Regions from separate parts of the Homo sapiens genome. Here region 2 is linked to region 1. A link is a loop called in an ENCODE intact Hi-C map of the cell type or tissue named here. Cell type or tissue: endothelial cell of umbilical vein. All regions are shown on one strand. Links, peaks and the distances in the headings refer to the core of each region. The heading gives the core; the rest is flanking DNA.

Region 1 (2,926 bases), core at 100-2,599:
TCCTCTTAGATGTTTTTAGAAAATACTGTTATATTGTATGCAAAGCCCATATAACCCCATCTTATTAATATCAATCATCCTTTTGAAACTTCACCACACATATCTCCACAACATGGAGATGTTTTTCTTCCTTTTGAAATTTAGATTATTCTTACTTGTTTTGACTTAGTTTGGCTCTTTCTTACTTCTTGCTGAGCCTTTTCACATGAATCATATATATGGATTTATTTGGTCAGGGGACGGATGTTGCTTTTTATCTCTTTTTCTTTTGTTTGTTTTGACACTTCTCTTAACTTCACTCTCAACTTTATTTTCTAGCTTTTCCTTCATTGCCTCAAATTTGTTTCTTTCTATAATTTGGAGATTCCTATATTATAAATGTTGTCTAGCAAAACCTATTTGCACATAAGAGGCCCTGCAGGATTAACTGTGGCTTATTGTTATGAGAAGCTGAGTGTATCTAATGATCCCACATTTGCCCTTGCTGCTTTTTCATATTTACTAAAGGATTTTAATTCAGTGCTATAGTGCAATACTAATTTTTATAAAATACATTTCTAGATGGTGCACATTTCTCTGTGGGAAGATCAGTCTCTTTTAGAGGTTTTCTGTACCTTCGTTTCGTATTCCCCTCTTCCACCATCCCATTGCTCCAGGAGACCTAAGGAACTCTGTGAGATGCATTAATGTTATAAATGTAAAGTAAATCAAGTATTTTTTGAGATTTTTTTTAAAAAGAGTATTAATATCACTTAAGGTTCTTAAAATGTGTCTTTTGGTGTTCTCTATCAGAGGTCAGTTTGCCTCTGACCTCCTAACAACAAAATTCTTAGGAATTTTGTTTTAGAGAGTGACTTTATTGATTTTATAAACAAATTATTATACTTCTTATTTTTCCTCCTATGCCCCTTGGCTTTTATTAGTTGTATTATTTTTACTTTGTCAGGGACTCTAATATTTACATTCTATTCTGCAAACATGCTTCCTTCCTACAATTGTTTAGTCTTAGTTCTGTATGTTAATGGATTTGATGCTTATCCCAGATCCGTTAACCGTGGCCTCTCCATGTTTAGCCTTTATTTTTATTCAGCTCTTGATAGGCTGGATGTCATCATGGAATGTCTGTTATCCTTTTCAAGAGGTGATGAGAGTGCTACATTTTGTCCTTACGTTCTTTCATGTTTGAGAATGTCTGTTGTGTTTATACTTTGAACAAGAATGTTGTGTGCAATATTCTTAGATAGTACTTTCTTTCTCCCATAACTTTCTAGTTGTTTTACTGACTTCTGTCACTGAATGTTGCCAGGAAGAAGCTTTGACCAAGTCTGATTTATTTTCCCCTTCTGTAAATGACTCACTTTTATTCAGTCTTAATGTTAGAGAATTATTTCTTGATATTTTAGGTTCAAAAACTTAACAAGGTGATGTCTTTATATTAACCTGTATACTCTATAAAATCTACAAGTTCAATTTGTTTTTATTTCAGGAAGTTTTCTTCTATCATGTGTCTTAATATTTTATGCTCCACTCATTGGATTCTTTTCTTTAGGTAACAGTTATCTTTTGTGGGATCATCTTTGAATTCCATTGCTATCTTCTTCTCTTTCATTGCTTCAATTTTGGTATTTTCTGCCCCTACATTCACTATTATTTTTGTCTTTTTCTCATTGCTTTGTCTAGGAATTGGATAGTTACTAATTCTCGGGTCCCTAAATTGCTCTGTAACCTTGGAAAATCACTTGATCTCCCCAAGAATACAAGAGTTTTTACATAGAAGTAAGTTTTCTTTTAACTGGACTTTGTATATTTTAGGTTTCTTTTTTAATAATTACGTTAAAAAAGCATGCCCAATTTTGATAAAATGTAGGATACAATTGAAAACTGCTAAATCTATAAAGCATTTTTATAGGAGCGTGTGTTCTATAATATTCAACAAAATTTGGTATTCAAGTAGAGACAACACAATGTGATGAAGCTTGATGATCTTTGTTCTTAAATTCACAAGATAATCTCAGTTCCCAAGGGTGAAAGTGTGTCGACTGCAAAAAAAAAGTTAAATAAAAATACATTTTTAAAAATTACAATAACAACAATAATAGTAATAAAAAATACTAAAGCTTTTTGGTGGATTAGCCCCTCAGTACATGCAGAAATTGTGTCTGTACTGACCATTTCTTCTGTCTCCTTGCTGTCTCCTACCCCTTTCGACCTCTGGATACTGTTTCAGTTCCTAAATCTTCTACTCCTTTCTATGTATATGTGCTCTTTAGGAAGTTTCCAGCTATGTGACTTTATTTTATTTTACTTTTTTGAGACAGAATCTCACTCTGTCACTCAGGCTGGAGTGCAGTGGCATGATCTTGGCTCACTGCATTGTCCACCTCCCTTGCTCAGGGGATCCTCCCACCTCAGCCTCCCAAGTAGTTGGGACTATAGGCAGTCACCACTGCACCCAGCTAATTTTTTGTATTTTTTATAGGGACAGGGTGTCACCATATTGGCTAGGCTGGTCTCAAACTCCTGAGATCAAGCAATCCATCCGCCTTGGCCTCCACAGTGCTGGGATTACAGGCTTGAGCCTCCATGCCCAGCCCAGTGATGTGACTTCAAATATTATCTGTATGCCCAAGATTTCCAAATTGAGATCTTATATTTAGCCTGGACCCCTTTCTACTGCTTTAAATCTTTACATTCAGCTGCCCAGTCACCATTTCCATTCATATGTCTACTAGGCTTCCCAAACTTAACATGGTCAAAACAGAGCCTGTTGATTTCCTCTTTGTTCACCAAGTCCCTTTTCCCCCTAGTTATTTTACCTCAAATGACAATAGTTGAGTTGCGTAGCCAGGAATCTTGGAGTCTTTCTTGATTTGTTCATTTCTTTTATCCTCCCACATCTAATCAGCCAGCAAGAGTTGTTGGTTCT
Region 2 (2,926 bases), core at 330-2,829, 51 kb before region 1:
CTTCCTATCAAACACTGCACAGCTAGTTAGGTCAGAAGTTAGTTATTTTCTGGAACATGCTGATTAAAAAGGGGTTGACATTGAATGACAGAGGAATTGATTGAATAGAGCAGAGCCTGAATTTGCATATGGACTTTGAGTCTGACCTGGATTTGTAGGCTATTCTGTTACATCTCAAGACATAGAATAGAGATGACCACCTATCCACCCATTCCACTCACATGGAGATTTCACCATTGAATGTGCTCAATCCTAACCAAGGCATTCTAGTTTGTAGCTTAAGTGAACCTGTAAAGACTCTCCAGTTACCCAACAGGACCTTGTGCAGCTGTGTGTGGAAATCAGGATAATTCCAGTGTTTCTGAGAGTGTTTTAATAGAGCACTGATTACAGATTGCAGGCACCTGGTGGTGTTTTTGTGCTGCGGCTGAAGGGTGCAGTTCCAAAGACAAGAACTGGGCTAGACGGATTCCTATTTTCCCACCCTGTTGTTTACCAGGGCCTGGAATAGGTACTGAGAAACCCTGTCAACAGCTGATCCAGGCTCCTGGTATGGTTAGTGTGTGCTTTCAGGAGACCACCAACACCAGCACATTAATTCCCAAACCGAGAATGGACATGTGACTTTTCCCAGGGTGTATTCTTCTGCCAGTGGCTCAGAGCCTGGAGACTGTAGAAGGGGCTCAGTTGGAGTCAATACAGAGGCCTGTGGGTTGGAGCTTGGCCAGAGTTAGTCTGTGCTTCTTGGACTATCCTGGGCTGTTCCGCTTGGGCAGACCATCATTGCTTTTGGCCTCAATAGCCAAATGAGAAAACAAACTGTGAAAATTCAAGGGGAAAAAGGTGATAGCCAAGAGTTAAGGTTTAGAACTCTATGGGCTAGAGGTTTTCTAGTTCAGCACTTAATTTCAAGCCAATTCCCAAGAAAAAAAATTTAATCTGAGAAGAGTCCCCACTGTGATTAATCATGTTTTCTCTTTCTCTGTTATCATCATTCCCCCAACACACCACCTGTTCTCACCTTCCACAAATTCGGCACTGCTCTACTATTTACATTATCATTTCATGTTTCTCTGTTTTTTACTTAAAAAAGTCGAGAGCAATATTTAGCCCTAATATTGGTTTTGCTACTCTTCTGTTGTGTGACTTTGGAATCACCCTCTGGACTTCAGTTTCCTTATGTGTTAAGTGAGGTAATTGGATGAGATAGACCATCACTAGGATCACTTCCAGGCATTAAACTTTTAAGCTTAAGAATGCCACATTTCTGCTGTGCCCACACTTTTTAACTGAGGTGTAAGCTGCTGGTGTGTAAGGCCCAAAAGGGTGTCAAATAATGTGGTTGGTTAGCTTATTTGTGAATATCTTGCTGAGATCCTTCTCCGTAAAGTAAAATGATGAAATTCTTCTTGCAGAGCCTTTGAAATTGGTGAAACTCAGGGCATTGCTGCTGGAGAAGCTAAGGTTCCTTGAAGCACTGTCAGCAAAAGATAGAAGGCCCAGAAAAAGTGGGAACAGGAAGGTAACAGGGAGGGTCCAAGTTGTGCTTTTGAAATGCCAGAGTGGGGGTAATACAGCAAAGGAAGTGGAAGAGGACTTCCCTTGAGAACCAGCAGAAACCTTTGAAAATGTGCCTTTCATATTTAAGCGTTTTCCGGTTTGGAAAGTAGCCTGCAAGGCTCATAAAACTGCCTTGTGGCAGCCATCCAAGATCTCAGGAGTTGACTCCTGTTGCAAACTGCAGGTCTCGAAATGATGGTGGTGAGCAGCTGTGATGAGGCTTTCATAGGCATTGTCCCCTTTATGGAGTTAGAGATCTGTTGCAGAATCTCTCTGCTAATGTATTGTCAACTCCCATTTTTATTTGTAGAATCAAAACAAGCTCTATCCTAATAAGGCTGTGCAACTCCTTTGCCAACGAACCAGCATGATATGCACACACAAGATGAACAGATATCCAGAAAGAATGACTTCAAACTACAGCTCGATTTGTTATCTTTGTAGCTGCTGGGCTAGGGTGATAACAGTATCTTGTACACCAGAAAATGTGGCCAGAGGCAAAAGTGTAAAGCAGTTGAATTTGTCCTGTTTTACCTAGAATGCATTCCAGCCTCACCTTTCCGTACCTTTCTCATTTCTTCAATATGAGATAGTAAGAAAGAGCAAAGGCTTCTGGAGTCATGCATCTTAGGTTTAAGTCCCTGCTCTGCCCTTGAGCTGTGTGATGTAGGACAATTTACTTAACCAATTAGCTTTAGTTTCCTCATCTGTAAAAGTCTCTGCACCCGGAGTATAAGCATATTAATAAGGATTTTTTGAATACCAAAGTCACATATCTAAGTATATACATCTCTTATGTCAGAATTTGAGGTAGCTGACAGATGGGGAAATTGCTTTTGGAGGCTGAGAAGGAAGCCTTTCGATCACCATTCAGATTGTACTACACTGGCATGAATTCGTGAAGTTGACCCTTGGGGAGATCAGATAAGTTGGAATTACAGTCCTTGGCCAGATCCTTAATGAGATCAGAAGTGTTCATAAACCTCACTGGAAATTTCATTTGGGAAATTGAGGCATTGAAGGGCACAGTGTCTTGCCTTTTAAACAGAGTAGGTATGTGTAAAATGGCTCCTCAGAGTGTCACATTGCTTCTGTGCCTCTCACTGCTGTGAAGACGTCATGTTGGAGTATAACACTGATGATATATCAATTACAGAAAACTTACTCAAACTCTTCCAAGAAATTGTAAAGTGGTGATATTCTCCAAATCAGCGATTCAAATAAGGAAGGTTTCTTTTTTCTTTTTCTTTGGTTTCTTTGTTTTTGTTTTTGTTTTTTTAAGACAGAGTCTCACTCTGTTGCCAGGCTGGAGTGCAGTCGCACGATCTCGGCTCACTGCAACCTCCACCTCCCGGGTTCAAGTGAT

The links. Hi-C counts contacts between places; a loop is a spot of excess contacts. Peaks named below come from ENCODE experiments on the same cell type or tissue, not always from the same donor. Only the 100,000 strongest peaks of a DNase experiment are listed, where the experiment ranks them.
Region 2: it touches region 1 in a loop (4-fold over the local background); 2 of 110 quality-filtered maps call a loop at or near these places.

The regions. Positions count from the first base shown.
Region 1 is chr14:24,932,727-24,935,652 of GRCh38, reverse strand. The region is part of intron 2 of STXBP6 (syntaxin binding protein 6); the gene reads left to right. Among named protein-coding and RNA genes, the nearest start is that of STXBP6, 120 kb to the left of the region's middle. In endothelial cell of umbilical vein, for the core only: no CTCF peak of the experiment used is centred there; a DNase peak (open chromatin) is centred at 1,162.
Region 2 is chr14:24,984,144-24,987,069 of GRCh38, reverse strand. The region is part of intron 1 of STXBP6 (syntaxin binding protein 6); the gene reads left to right. Among named protein-coding and RNA genes, the nearest start is that of STXBP6, 65 kb to the left of the region's middle. In endothelial cell of umbilical vein, for the core only: no CTCF peak of the experiment used is centred there; a DNase peak (open chromatin) is centred at 1,679.